2 separate regions of the Mus musculus genome follow, and region 2 is linked to region 1. Evidence: chromatin loops called from intact Hi-C (ENCODE). Cell type or tissue: heart. All regions are shown on one strand. Links, peaks and the distances in the headings refer to the core of each region. The heading gives the core; the rest is flanking DNA.

Region 1 (7,665 bases), core at 1,652-6,651:
GGGCCAGGGGTAAACAGACAAACCCTGTCTCGAAAACAAACAAACAAACAAAAAAAAACCCTAACTGTATCTCCAGGTCTTCTGGTCTCCTTGGGCCCTGCACACATATCACACATACACACACACAAACAAAAACACACACAGCAATGTGAATTCAATCCAGGAACTCAGAGAATAAAAAGCTCCTTGATAATAATCGTATGAGATGAGTTTTGTCTAACACCAAAAAGAATCTGGCCTGGTGCCGATTTTCTCCAATCCACTCCTCCTCACTTTCTCTTCAGAAAAGAGATCTCCCATGATAGCACCCAGTCTTGGCAAGTATAGTTGCAGTAAGACTACTCACCCACTCCTATGGATGATAGACAAGGCCTGGCAGAATTGCACTCCATTTGCTATGGAAATAGAGCTCAGTGGGAGGAAGGCTGAACAAATCTTAACAAAAATGCACCCTCAGTAACCATAAACTCTTCTTTATATTACAAGTACAGCTTTACTTTTTTCTCTTTAATCATTTTACAGTTTCTACATCTTCCAGGCCTGGTGGACACAGTGCTCTTTTAGTCAAATTACAGTTTTGCATAACTTAGCATTTCCCAAGGAGGTTTCTTGGTAAGCCCTTTAGAGCATCAGTTTCTTTCAGCTCTTCCTTCATCCTGAGGAATAAACTATAAACACAGTACATAGCCACAGTTTCTGTCATTGATGAGGAGTTGGTCAGTGAAACTGCAGATTCTGAGCTTCTGAACTTAGTAATGATTTACAGATGCTGCTGTGAGCTAAATGAGGAACTAAAAGACAACTTTGTCAGGCACTCAGGTCTGCTTGTGCACACTGTCACTGGATAATAATATGGGTAAAGAGAGCTGGCACTTTAGAGCAGAGTCATTTGTCCCTGGTCAATATAGAAGATTTTATACATTTCTTGAATGTCATCTATGGAAATTTAATAAATTTTAAATTTAAATTATTTAACAACAACAACAAGAACAAGAACAATAATAATAATAATACAGTGAGACTGATGAGCCAGCAGTAACAGGGCTTTAGCTCCTATGACAGAAATTGAATCAGGCATTGTGTACACACCCATAATTTTAATTATGAGGATCTTGCTTAGTTTTGTGTATATATAAGTGGATTATCACATGGATGTTTTCCCCCTCTTAAATTCTGAGCATGTGAAGAAAACTGATGTTTCTCTTACTTATACTATTAAGCAGATTGCATAAAAGCTTGGTCATCTTTTCCCATTTCTAAATTAGCATTTTATTTCAATTCGTTGCCATATTGTATGCATTAACTGTTTGGTAGTTGTCTGTTTATTTTTAGTTGATCTTACATATAAAGTCAGTCTGATAGAAAATTTGGTATGGAATATTATACATTTTATAAACTTAAAAATATTTTCCACTCACCTCAAAATGCTCTGTGGTTATATATTGACATCTCAGTTAGTAATACACAACACAAATTCTATTCCACTTAACCCTTCTGGAAATGAACTTATATGGTATTGTCTGACTTGAAACTAATAAATCTATTTAACTAAACCAGAGCCATGTTCATCAGGAAGGAAACTACTACTGTCTGATGTATAGAAAATGGAAAAGATACTTCTAGAGTAAAAGAAAGAAAGGAGGGCCTGCCTTCAGCAGTTGTGGGAAGTCTATGTGGCATGTGCATTTCCCCGAGTCAGCAGCATCTAGGGCACTCAGAATACAGGAAGGCTTCCACAGATTTGCCGAGAAAAACCAACTCTTCAGGAATCCCAGGCAAGTGCTTCAAGCCAAGACTTACTTGTGGGAAAGTAGGTGTAAAACCTCCCATCTGCATGGGAGTCTCTCTGAAACTTCCTGTTGGAGGTATGCTTGTTTTTATATTACTCTATACATTTTAATGTATTTACATTGTGTGTGCATGTGTTTGAGTGTGGACATATGTGTGTAACTATGCACACACCACCGCACATATGTAGAGATTGCAGGACAACATGGAAGAGCCTATCCTCTTCTCCTACCATGTATATGTTTCAGAGATGAAGTTCAGGCACTCAGCCTTGAGTGGCAAGTCCCCTTACCCAGTGAGCCATCTAATACGTTCCTTGAGCTTTACTTCTTTACAGCGTCTGAAACGTGCCTGTTCATTCATCATGTCAAAACTCACCTAGCAAACCAACATGAGCATAGAAAATGTAGCATCCAAAGTTTCAATGAGCCATTGACATTGTTTATCATCCTGTCACTTCCATTATTGTTGTTATTACTATCATTATTAGTATCATTATTATTTAGATGCCTGTTTGTATTCTAATAAAGGGAAAAAGAAAGGTGTGAATTTGGGTGAGTGGAGAAGTAGAGAGAATGTAGAAGGAGTTGGGAGGACAGTAATCAGAATGTATTGAATGAAAAGATGTATTTACAATTAAAAGCATCTTACCAGAAATTTTGATCTTTTTGTTGGTACAAAGGACTCATAAACTGATTTTTTCAAAAGAATCATATTGTATACAGAGAACAAATATGAAAGGTTTGCAAACTGAGGAGAGTTTCATTTTGCAAGTATGGTAAGGACCGTAGAGTTAGTAACCAAGGACACAGAACACAACACACAGCAGACAAAAGTACAAAGCACACTCAAATAGACAGGCAGGCATCAAATTTGTGAATGTAAGGACCTTTTAAATGGAGAACAAATCCTCCCCATTCTCCATGAGAACAAAATGGAATCCCTGTTGACTCCGATGACTTAGAGTAGGAATTCATCCAGCATCCTTTCTCTTCCATTTGGTTAGACCTGACTCAAATCTGCCAAGATTCCAGGGCAGGAAAAATAGACCCATTCATCCACTTGGGTATGTGTGTTTCCAGTTAGTGTTACAGATGATCACATGCTTAGACAGCTAAAATAGAGCACATCTATTCTAGTAAAGTTCTGGAAGGCAGAAAGTGTAAAAATCAAGGGGCTGGCTAGTTTTACTAGTGCCTGGCACCACGGTTGGCAACCTGTAGGTTGCGAGTCCTTGTGATGCTTTCACAGGAGTTGTCTAAGACTATCGGTATGTCAGATATTTATGTTAAAATTAATAACAGTAGGAAATTACAGTTATGAAGTAGCAAAAAAATAATTTTATGGTTGAGGCTCAGCACAGCATAAGGAAGTATATATATTTTAAAAAACTGCAGCATTAGGAAGGTGGAGAACCACTCTCTGGAAGCTTGAAAACAGAAAGCCTGGTGTGCCTCCCGGCCTGGCCTTGGCATCAGTCTAAGATCTGCTTCTGACATTCATCTTCTTGCTTCCTTTTGTTTCTTGTGATCATATAGGGATAACCTAGAGAGTACAGTCAAAGGCCCTATCTGAGGACATGTTCAGAATCCATTTTGTGAAACAATGTGCTGTAGTATCATTAGGACAGGGCTGTCTTTGGGACCAGTGCTCTTCTGCATTCCTCCATGTGCTTTGCTTTCTTTGATTTTTTTTTCTGCTATTAACTTATTGTTCCCCAGTTGGTTTATTTTATTTTATTTTATTCGATAATTTCTTTATTTACATTTCAGATGTTATCCCCTTTCCTGGTTTCCCCTCCAAAAACCTCCTATCCCATCCCTCCTCCCCCTACTCACCAACCTACCCACTCTTGCTTCCCTGTCCTGGCATTCTCTTACACTGGGGCATTGAGACCTCTCAGGACCAGGAGCCTCACCTCTCACTAGTGTCCAACTAGGCCATCCTCTGCTACATATGCAGCTGGAGCCATGGGCCCCTCCCTGTGTACTCTTTGGTTGGTCTTTTTTTTTAATTGGATATTTTCTTTATTTACATTTCAAATGTTGTCCATTTTCACAGTTTCCCACCCTCCCAGATGCCCCCTATCCCTTCCCTCTCCCCCTGCTTCTATGAGGCTATTCCTCCACCCACACAACCACTCCCACCTCCCAGTGTGGTGGCTAGCAAGGTTACCTCTCAGTCTCCTCATCATTCAACAGCATATTGGGGATCCTGTGGCTGATGGGGAAAAGACGACCAGATTCTGCGCTTTGCAGGGTACCCTCCAGTACATCCATCTCAAGCCACACGTGGGTGCAACTTCCTCAAAAACATCTCGTCCTGTTCATAGCCATCAGTTTGCTCTTTGGGTACCTTGGCCAAGATTGAGTTGTCTGCTGCCTGCACAAGCACTGCCCACTTCACTTTGGGGATCATCTGTGCCAAGAAGTCAGGGTTGAACTCCACAGAGTTGATGCCTGCAGGCACAGCCAGAACACACTCATGCCTATGCCCCACCCATGTGAGCTCAGGAGATTGTGGATGAGCAGTTTCACATTGTCACATCGGAATTCCTGACAGGACTTATATTTTTTTATCATTCATTTGGGTATTTATTTACATTTTCAATGATAGCTCGCTTCCCAGTTATCCTTCAACAAATCCCAATCCCATCCCTCTCTCCTCCCTTCCTTTTGGAAAAGGCTTAGTTTGTGTTATACTTCTACATTGTTCTCCATCACTGAGGGAAGTCATGGCAGGAAGCCATGTAGGATCATAGGCAGGGTACATGGAGAAAGGCTGCTTATTGACTTGCTTCCTCAGCTCACTTTTCTCAGCTTTTCTTCTTACAAAACTTAAAAACTTCTTTTAACTTTTATTTTAATAACATATTTATTATATCTAAGTATTATAAACATTATAAGAGTGTTTTGCTTGGATGGATGTCTGTGGGCTCTGTTTGTCCAGTTTTCACAGAGGCCAGAAGAGGGCGCTTGATACCTTGATATGAAGCTACATGTGGCTGTGAGCTGCCACCTGAGTTCTGGGAGTCAAACCCTGGCCTTCTAAAAGAGCAGCCAGTGTTCTTAAACACTGAGTCATCTTTCAAGCCCCACCTTCAGCTTGCTTTCTTATATATTTTCTCACCATCTTTGCAGGGATAACACCACTCACTGTGTACTGTATCCTTTCCCATCAACTGTTAATCAGGAAAATGCCCAACAGGCAAAGCAGATCCAGAAAGACAGAAATTACATGTTTTCACCTATGTATGGAGTTAGCTTGTAAGCTTGATATATGTGTGTGTTTCATTTAGAATAACAGAGATGAGCTATCTTGTAAGGGACCATGAAGGAGGAGGAGATCTTCCAAGGAAGGGGAAATAGAGTATAGTGTATAAAGGAATAAAGAAGAAACTAATATAGAAGGGTTAAATGGGGAGGGGATCTCAGGCCAAGCATCTGAGACTAGACAGATTAACATAAAAGCATTTCCAGTCATGTCTAAAACCATTACAGCAAGGGACTGAGACATTCTCTGGACATTCCATGGTGTATATGTCAGAATGACATGAGTTTTTACATTGTTTCTCAGCTTTAAAGTGTAAATGATGAAAGAAGGACCATGGTCATCCCTCCTTCTTCCTGCTTTGAGGTGCTACAAAGGCTTCTTTGCTAACCAGATACCACTGTGACACAGATATCTTGAAGTCACAGATTGGACAAGCATCTCTGGAGATCTGCTGATGAGAGCATGAAACCATAGGTGAAAATCTGTTATTATTAATTGTGCTAAATGAACACAGCAGTAAAATGACTTCTAGTGACTCCTAATTGTTCTACCCATATGTTAGTGTATATCACTCAGCCTTCATCAGAGGTGACTTTTCCTACAGAAGGTGGTAATAAACACAGAGCGCCACAACTGGACAATGCACAGAGAGTGAGAGACTTGGATCACTAGGCCTTAAAGAGAATGTCTTTACCAAGTTCTCCCATTCAAGGTTCAGGAATCTATGCAAAGATGAGTCAGAAAGACAATACTGACCAGAGGTGGAGGTGATGGATAGTACCAATGAGTTGTATCATAGGTATTCCATGTTCGTTGTCTAATATCCAATTAACAGTGAGTACATACCATGTGTGTTCTTGTTTTAGGGTGAGATGTTCTATAGGTAACTATTAAATCCGTTTGGTCCATAACTTCTGTTAGTTTCACTGTGTCTCTGAGTTGGATGGTAGGGAGATGATGAGGGGACGTTCAAACCATATTATATGAAAAAATTTAAAGAAACATTTTTCTAAAAAAAAAACAAATAAACATGGCTATATCCCCATCTAATGTAGGCAGATCCTACTTGAAGTTCCCTCTTCCTGGGTGACTCTAGGTTTGTGACAAGTTGGCAAAAGGTTACTAGCACACTTACTAGCCAAGCATCTGAGACTAGACAGATTAGCATAAAAGCATTTCCAGTCATGTCTAAAAACATCCCACCAAGAGACTGAGACATTCTCTGGGCATTCCATGGGGTAAACGTCAGAAAGACATGAGTTTTTACAGTATGTCTCAGCTTTAAAGTGCAAATCCTGAAAGGAGGGCCATGGTCATCCTCCCTTCTTCCTTCTTTGGGGCACTACAAAGGCTTCTTTGCTAACCAGGTACCACTGTGACATGGATATCTTGAAGTCACAGAGTGGACAAGCATCCCTGGAGATCTAGCCTCTGATGACAGCACTCTTCCACCACCTCCTGCCTTCACACCTTACTTGTTAAGATGGGGAAATAGTAGGAAAGACATGGAGGACCAAATTCTATAAAGTCCAGTGCTATTCTCAATAGACACCTGATTTTCTAGATGAACCTCATATGTTACTCTTTGAAGTCAACTCACAATCTCCTGTTTCTTGTGCACAGCATTAGAGATGTCAATTAAAGGTAGTCTTTTGAAATATATTGTTAAGTCTGCCTTATCTTGATATTCCCTGCCCTGTTTTGTGGAGAATTGAGAGAGAAGCAGAGACTTGGGTCTGGAGGGTGAGTGACTGTCCTAAAGGATAGTCAGTCCACACCTGGAGGCTGGGTCTGACAGCATCCAGAGGAATGCAGTTCAATTGCCTGGAGATTCTTGGAGGAGCACTGTTCCTCTTCAAAATGTGACAGGGACAGCTCCCACAAGGGGGCAGTGTGCAGTGGTGTTCTACACTTCTTTGAGCCATAGGGGTACTGATTCCCCTCCCCCTTTCCCTTGCTATTACAGATGGGCAACCTCAATAGGGTGACAAGTAAGCCCTGCTGACACCAGAATCTCTAATTGCAAAACCATTACAGGAAAGACCAGTTTCCCTCCACTCTCAAAATAAAAAGCAAGGATTGGGCTCATAGGGCTAAGCATTCTCTGACTTGCTTTGAGAGAACAGGCTGCTCCAAGGTCCAAAATTGAGCATTCTGTGTTTACTGAGAGTTTAAAAGCTAAGCACCTGTAACATTTGCTCTGTGGTACTGAAAAATATGGTTCCCAAATGTGTATGAGAACAAAAAGATGAGCATGTAGCCTAAGGAGCACCATTACCCTGACATAGCACCAGAGACCTGGTATGCATTTAATACATGGAAATACCCTCCAAGTCCCCAGACCACCCTCCTCAAGTGTACATTACATGTTTTTGCTCTGGACCATAAGATACAAGTCTTCAAGAAACACAATCTGACACAAGGCAGAAACAGGAACTCCTTTATTGATCAAATTGCAGTATCAACAAAAAAATATCAGCAATGGTTTAACCTTGCTTAGCTCCTGGATAAAAGTGGAAGAAATGGAACTAAAAGTTCAGTAACAGATCATAGATACATTAAAAACAAGATCATAACCTCAAACTAATATGGAAAGTAACATCT
Region 2 (7,665 bases), core at 1,473-6,472, 73 kb after region 1:
CTCCCAAGAGCCACTCCTACCTTGACAACTTTATGTCCTCTTCTTATTTAATAACCCACACACGTTCAAATTGTGCTGCCCATAGACTCAGGGGTGAGGGGACATCCACCAGAACTTGTTTGTCCTACCAGGGACCACACACTTAAAGAAAACTGACTGTTCCTCCCCTAGGAGCTGGCAAGTGATCATAGCTCTTCAGTTATGGGAAGAACCTCCTTCTCACGCTGGAATGCTGACTGGCTTGATCTTGCACGGGTACTGTGTAGGCAACTGAAGTGGCTGTAGGTTCATGAATATGCAAAGCTTGCTTTGCCTCAGGACTTTACAACTTCCCAACACACAGATAGCAGGCAATAGGCAGGTTTTGAAAGCACTTTTTGATCTAAGGGCACAGCTGGTATTTTTATTGAAATAACCCTGACTTCCTGCGGAAGCCAAAAACAATACCACACTATTTACTACACTTGAGATGTGGGGAGGAATCTTCTTGAGTAGGCTATTAAAGCACCACAGCTAGAGACAGGTCTTCTTAGAGTAATCCGGAGAATCTGAATGGACAATGCGTGAGTCAGTGGGTAAATAAAGGGTCATACATACATACAATGAACTTTTGGTCAACCATAAAAGGTGAAATTATAACTAGATGTGAGGGTACACACCTGTAATCCTACAATTTAGGAGGCCGACACAAGAGGATCTTCTAAAAAAAAAATTAACAAACAAAAACATGGAAAATTAGCCGGGCGTGGTGGTGCACGCCTTTAATCCCAGCACTCGGGAGGCAGAGGCAGGTGGATTTCTGAGTTCGAGGCCACCCTGGTCTACAGAGTGAGTTCCAGGACAGCCAGAGCTACACAGAGAAACCGTGTCTCGAAAAACCAAAACAAAAAACAAAAACAAAAACAAAAAAACAAAAACAAAAACAAAAAAATGGAAAATTAAATTAAGGCATTGCCACAAAATTGATAGAACTGAAGATCATAACATTAAGCAATAAGATATCATATGTGTCATCTAGAGAAAAATTAAAAATTAATTTAAGCCAGGAAGTGGTGACACGCCTTTAATCCCAGCACTTGGGAGGCAGAGGCAGGCAGATTTCCGAGTTCAAGGCCAGCCTGGTCTACAAAGTGAGTTCCCTGACAGCCAGGGTTACACAGAGAAACCCTGTCTTGAAAAAAAAACACCCCAAAATTAATTTAAATTAAAAGTTAAAATTTAAAAATTAAATTAATTTTCACAAAATTGATGTGAAAGGAAAGTTATTAGAAACAAGAAAGGGTAAAGAAAAGACAGATGAATATGACCAGAGTACATGGTGTGGGGTTTGGGGTGGTCGCTGAGAAAACTCACTTCAGATTCCGAAGCTTAAAAATGAAAGCTCTGGGGGTTAGGGATTTAGCTCAGTGGTAGAGCGCTTGCCTACCAGGCGCAAGGCCCTGGGTTCGGTCCTCAGCTTTGGGGGTGGGGGGGGGGAAGAAGCTCTGTTTTCTGAGCTCTCAGAGAGGCAGACAGTTAGGGATCTGTACTGTGTTCCCAAAGGGAGATTGTACAACATTGTTACAGAATGGGAGCACCAAGCAAGGGAGATGCGGGTGACCAATCCTACTTTGACACAAGGAAGTTACTCTTAGTGACTGGGCCTTATCTGGGTCACCTGGTTCCAGGGTCCTTGAGTCAGCTTTTGCAGTCAGGTCCCCTCCTGGACTCTGACCTGGAATCTAGAGAGATAAATGCACAAAAGAATGGATAAACAGCACGTAGTCAATTACGTCAAGACAGGCTGCACATTCATGACTTCTTTGCCTTAGTTTAGATAACGGGATAACAGCATCTTCCATCTTTACATCCCTTACTGGTCATGAGATATTTGAAGAAGCAGGATAGGAGTTGAGTTCCAGGGTTGGGAACCTAAACTCAGTTTTGATCCTGTCAGCAAGGTGGAACACGTTCTAGAGATGGCGGAACTCAGGAACCTCCTAACCTAACAATGAACCTCCTAACAACGGCACGCACGCATGAAAATGTCATAAGTAAAATCTTTACTTGCACAATTAGTATATGTTAATTTAAAATGGTGGATGGATAATATGATACAATTATATTGTATGAAGGTATGAAATTTTCAAAGAATAATTTTTAAAAAGAAGAAAAGAAGGAGCATGTGTGAGATTCTAGGTTCAATTCCCAGGAAAAGAAAACAGGAAAACACAGCAACATGAACACAAAACACAGAAAACAAACAGAGCTGTCTCCTACCTTGGGGCCAACTTTGAAGCAGAGAAATCTTCCCTCAACACATTCTCCAAGGCTTCCAAGATCTCTCTAAACAAATCACACTTTTTAAAAAATTATTATTATTGTAGTTCCTTCGAATTCTCAAAAGCATAGGTGGGCAGCCTCTAGGATGGAGATGGGTTCCCTGGGGATAGGTCCTGCCTTTGTGCAATTTCATTTGACTCTCAGACCCAAAGAATCATCAGGCTCCCATAACACCTTGGTTGAGATGAGCTACTCTTCCTTCAAAGATGACTAGGGCCCTGGTAAGAGTAACAGTGGCTTTGCAGGACTTGAGAGTCAGGGGCTCCAGGCCTCAGCTAATGAGAACAACTTTGGCTTGGATGAAGCTGTCTTCAGTGCCTGCCAACAACACCGCTCCTCCCATGTCTGTCTTGCTTCCACCGGATCATCAAGGAGGAACAAGAACAAGCAGCTTTTTTCCTTGCTATCTTGGACACACTCAGGTCTAGATACAGGTTCTCAGGCAGAAACAAAGTCCTAGGGCTAAAATTCTGGCACACACAGACCAATAGCCCCAGCCTCGGACCAAAAATGAGCATTTTTTCCCAATCAGCACTATTGTATTTAGTGGCCCTTGGACCAAGTCTCACTACAACTCACTGACAAAGGAGAAGGGAAAGTTTGCTTTCAAGGGCAGGAAAAGCAGGGAACCAATTGGAAGACTTGAAATAATGCCAGAAGGCTAATCTTCAAACTTCAGAGACCACTGGGGGCTGTTGAAGGTGGAGAGGAATAGGAGGGTTCCCTAGATGGAAGCTCTAAGCTTACAAGAGGAAAAAAAAAACTAAGATGTATATTCAAGGTCACTGTGGCACACAGACAACACAGATCAGTCAGAATCCCCCCCCCCAAATTTTTTTTTTTTATTATTAAAATGGCTCTAAGCTCTTTTGCTCTCCAGGGTGTCGTTAGGGACCCTGAAATCTGAGTTTTAAAAAATGCCTTCTCAAGAACCACCTCCTCCCCGAGGGAATCACTGAGTGGGTAGGGGCTGTTTTAAACAAAGTTTTTCCCCCACCTGCATCAATTAATCTAAAGCTGTTGGGAAGTAGCTCTTACTTGACTCACTACTCGGGGCTCGTCCCACCCAATCCCCTAGGACCATAAAGCTATAAGACCGGAAATAGGAGCTCTTCCAATGCAGCTTGAAACTAGGTGGAAGACTAGAAGAGTCCCAGCCATCCCCCACGTCAGCATCCTAGTGGGCTCTAAAAGCGGCGGGCGGCGTGGAGCCTGCCGGGAGCTGTAGTACTCAACGCGGCTGTGCGCCTGCGCCCTGGGCAGTTGCCGGTGAGCTTGGGAGAGCCGTGGGCGCAGAGGCGGTGAGTCCCGGAGCGGACAGAGGGCGTGGCTGTCCCTGGGGCGCGGGCGCGGGTAACGGGGCTCTTTTTTGCAAGGCTGGGGCCACACAAACTGGCAAATTTCATATGTGCCCTGGGAGCCAGGCCCCAGGAGCAAAGAGGAGCGGCGGGCTCCTATTCGTTCAGGGACCCCGCCGCCGCTCCCTGCGACCTGGCCAGGCCTTGCTGGGAGTCCACGATGGCAGGGAGTGCCCATCTGGGTGGTCGGACATTGTCATCCAAGAGCTCTTGGACACCACGTCCCTAACACTGGCATGGGGTTTTAAACCAGCTTTTAGGCTTTTCAGGGACATGTCACGCCTGCTGTTTCCCCAAGTGCCCTCTTTGATTAACGGTGCCTTACGGGTAGGCCCTGTGAGGGTGGATTCAGAGGCAAGCTTGGGGGCGGGGGGGGGGGGCACTGTTCCTTAATGAAGTGAAGTTTTTACTATGTAGGGCCCAGGAAAGAAACCTAGAGAAACACTTCCCTGGTAGACGTGGTGGAAGGTTTTGGGTCAGCCAGGAGAGGCTTCCCTAGCCAGCTGTGCGACTGGAGCAGCTTAAGTACTGGGTCCCCAGCCAACAGACTGCAGATCCTTGGATATCCTCCAGCAACGGTTCCATGCCTGGGCTCAGGAAACTAGAAGCTTCCTAGGAAGGAGTCTTGACCAGCAATAAACTTCACTTGAGTTCTCGCCTTGTGCCAGGCGGGCTGCTATTCACTTTCTGTGCCATTTGATCCTCGAAGGATTATTTTTTATGACGTTGATGCTATCGTTATGTGCTTGTTGTAAACAGAGGCATTTGGGTGTGAGGACTGCACAGCAAATTATGCCTAAATACATTTGGCACAGAAGGACAGGTTACTGTTACAGTGATGGTTGATATGAAGTCAGTTTCAGTCCAGTTGACAGAGTGGGAAGAGGTTCCGGACTCTTTTCCTTGAATCCTCTTCAAAAACCTTAAAGAGGACAGGTATAAGAGTTGTCTCAACCAAAAAAAAAAAAAAAAAAAAAAAAAGTATAGGCAGAGGCAGGCGGATTTCTAAGTTCAAGGCCAGCCTGGTCTACAAAGTGAGTTCCAGGACAGCCAGGGCTACACAGAGAAACCCTGTCTCGAAAAACCAAAAAAAAAAAAAAAAATAGTTGTCTCAGTAGATGGGGGAGGGGGCATAGTGTATATGCATATTCAGGTCCTGAGCCCTGGATAGACATGTATACAACCAACCCTGTGACCTCAGAGATTGCACTAAAAATATCTTGACACTATTAGTTATTTAGGAAGTACCGTATTGTCCCTCCTACATTTCTTTTGAAATCTCCATATAGAAAAATAGAATGACTTGGAATTAGGGTAGGAATGGAATTAAATTAAATCAGTGGGGCCTTAAGAAAAGGCAGGGTTCTTACCTGTCTCTGTAAGATATTAGAGAAGTGCTTTGGATAATGCGATTTACTGAGCCCCTTACATTTATCTGGCATATCGGAGGAAGCAAATTGAATTTTTGGTTAAACTTACAATACCATTTGGTGTCCTTGTCATATAAGATAGAGCTTTCTAGACTCTAGCTAGAATTTAGAGGCTATGTGAGTTTCCTGGAGATTTTGTAAATATTTGAACTGTATCTACAATTGATTGTGCCTATACGTGTTCTTCTGGGAAGTAAGGCCCCAGCTTTGGTCTGATTCTCGAAACCCCCAGAAAGACTGTGAGGGGATCCTTTAAGTCTCTGTGGGAGGAAAGCCAGCTCCGTTGAGCTAAGGACGGTGAGTGTGCCATGTTGTAACCATTGCTCTCTCTCCTTTTCATGTCTTCCTGTCTTCAGCTGTAAGTGACTCCCCCAGATTATTACAGAGAGGAAAAACCTGGACTCTGAGACATAGACCCCAGATAAACTGTAAACTGCTAGAAGAGGTGATGGCTGTGGCCCTGGGCTGTGCAATCCAGGCCTCCTTGAATCAGGGCTCTGTGCTGCAAGAGTATGACACAGACTGTGAAGTTTTCCGACAGCGTTTCAGGCAGTTCCAGTACACAGAAGCTGCCGGGCCTCATGAAGCATTCAACAAACTCTGGGAGCTTTGCTGTCAGTGGCTGAAGCCAAAGATGCGTTCTAAGGAACAAATCCTGGAACTGCTTGTGCTAGAGCAATTCCTAACTATTCTGCCCACAGAAATAGAGACCTGGGTGAGGGAACACTGCCCAGACAATAGAGAAAGAGTTGTGTCACTCATTGAAGACTTACAAAGAGAGCTTGAGATACCAGAACCACAGGTGAGAAAAAAAAATGTGGGGTCTCTGTTCTTAGGGGAGCAAAAAGAGGTACCCAGGCTGTTGAGTCTGTATCCAACATTTGGATTCTGATCCCACAGCCCCAAGACTTCTCCAGAGACTTTTCCAGTGTTCTCTTCTGCTGGAATTAGCATATGGGTCTGAGGTTCTCCAGTGTATCCATATCTAGAAATTTCAATCACAGTTACCAGTGCTTGGCTCTATGGCGTGCTCACCAGCTCCTGCCACAGTATAATTGCCTGTGACCTCTAAGTTCCTACTTGTGTCGCCCTTGTAAATGAATTGCTTTTCAAAACAGAAGGAGGAGGAGAGGAAAGAGTTAAGTGCGGCCCACACATTCTAAACTATGTATTATTTGGTTCTTTCCAGAATGATCTGTCTGTCACTGAGTCAAGTAGAGTCTGGAAAGAATGCAAGGGAAGGCAACATAGTTTAGTGTCAACTGATACACTTTTTCTACAATATGTCTGTTCTTCAGGGGAAGACATCATGAAGTGGTCACACGCCAGCCCCTCTGCTTTCAATTACTGTGTTGGGAGAAGCAGGAATTCTGCCTGAAGTTCCAGGGCTTTGAGCAGTGTTGTCCCCAATGATGTGATTTTTCAAAATGGCAAAAAAAATGCGTTTTTTTCTCTGATTTGTGCAAAAGTGATAAAAAAAATATGCAAAAGTTACTTAGTTTCTACCTGATTAGCAGGGTGTGGTTCTTGCTAGGTTCTTTTCATCTACATGTAGGTTTGAAGGAGTTGCATGTTTGGGAGAGTGTAGGAAGAGATCTGCATTGTAAGCGATGTGCTGCCCGTCTCTGACCCATTCAATTCCAGTAGCACTGCATGCCAGCATATTGCCTTCTGTTCAGAACTACCTTTTGGAAGCTTCTATTCAGGGAGGGCATAGGTAAGCACAGGGCAAGCTGAACACAGAGCAGTCTTCCCATAAGGACGTAGCAAGAGCTTCCACCTGGCAGTCTTAATTAGGCCTTGGAGCTTGGGATGGGGTTTGCTGGAGCTGTTGACTTCAGCCCAAGTAGCGGCTTGCATAGGAAGTCACCTGGTATGTGAGTGCTTACAATGTAGCCAGTGGGGCTGAAATTAGCTGTGAGTATCAAATGCATACTCCCTGTAGAGACTTTGTACACAGGAAGGAGCAGGTGGAATAACTTGCTAGTAATTATTTGTGTTGGTTACTATTGTATATTCTGTAATAAGCACATCCTAGTATAGTCAACACACTTGTTTTGTTGGTTGGTTGGTTAGTTGTTCATTTTTTTTCTTTTATTAAATTTATCTATTCATGTTACAACCCAGTATCAGCACTTTCTCTCCTCCCATTAACCCTTCATGTAAGTCCTCCCCTGATTCCCCTTAGAAAAAGTCCCTCTCTGGGTGTCAACCCCCCACTATCATCCTCCCACACCTCCCACTTCCCCACCCTGCACATCAAGTTGCTGCAGGAATAGGCGCATCCTCTCCCACTGAGGCCAGGCAAGGCTGTCCATGTAGGGGTGCAGGATCCACAGGCAGGCAGGCAGGCAACAGGCTCAGGGACAGCCCCTGCTCCAGTTGTTGGGGGACCCATATGAAGACCAAGCTGCTCATCTGTTACATATGTGCAGGGGCCTAGGTCCAGCCCCTGCTTGCTCTTTGGTTGGTGATTCAGTCTTTGTTAGCCCCTAAGGGTCCAGGTTAGTTGACTCTGTTGGTCTTCCTGTAGAGTTCCTGTCCTCTTCAGATTC

What was found. Hi-C counts contacts between places; a loop is a spot of excess contacts. Peaks named below come from ENCODE experiments on the same cell type or tissue, not always from the same donor. Only the 100,000 strongest peaks of a DNase experiment are listed, where the experiment ranks them.
Region 2: a loop joins it to region 1, with 4 times the contacts of the local background. A loop is called at or near these places in 19 of 42 quality-filtered maps.

What each region holds. Positions count from the first base shown.
Region 1 is chrX:56,269,599-56,277,263 of GRCm38, forward strand. It overlaps Gm35953, which reads right to left. Exons shown (of 5, transcript XM_006528353.1): 5 at 7,487-7,665. Among named protein-coding and RNA genes, the nearest start is that of Gm35953, 20 kb to the right of the region's middle. In heart, for the core only: a CTCF peak has its summit at 4,747 (motif pointing right); no DNase peak of the experiment used is centred there.
Region 2 is chrX:56,342,817-56,350,481 of GRCm38, forward strand. Zfp449 (zinc finger protein 449) reads left to right here and starts at 3,581. Exons shown (of 5, transcript NM_030139.5): 1 at 3,581-3,623; 2 at 5,467-5,912. The coding sequence starts at 5,559. It overlaps Gm38625 (a long non-coding RNA gene), which reads right to left and starts at 3,580. Exons shown (of 3, transcript XR_878111.3): 1 at 3,361-3,580; 2 at 2,260-2,325; 3 at 1,304-1,721. In heart, for the core only: no CTCF peak of the experiment used is centred there; DNase peaks (open chromatin) are centred at 3,575 and 4,235; H3K4me3 peaks cover 1,451 bases; H3K27ac peaks cover 1,369 bases.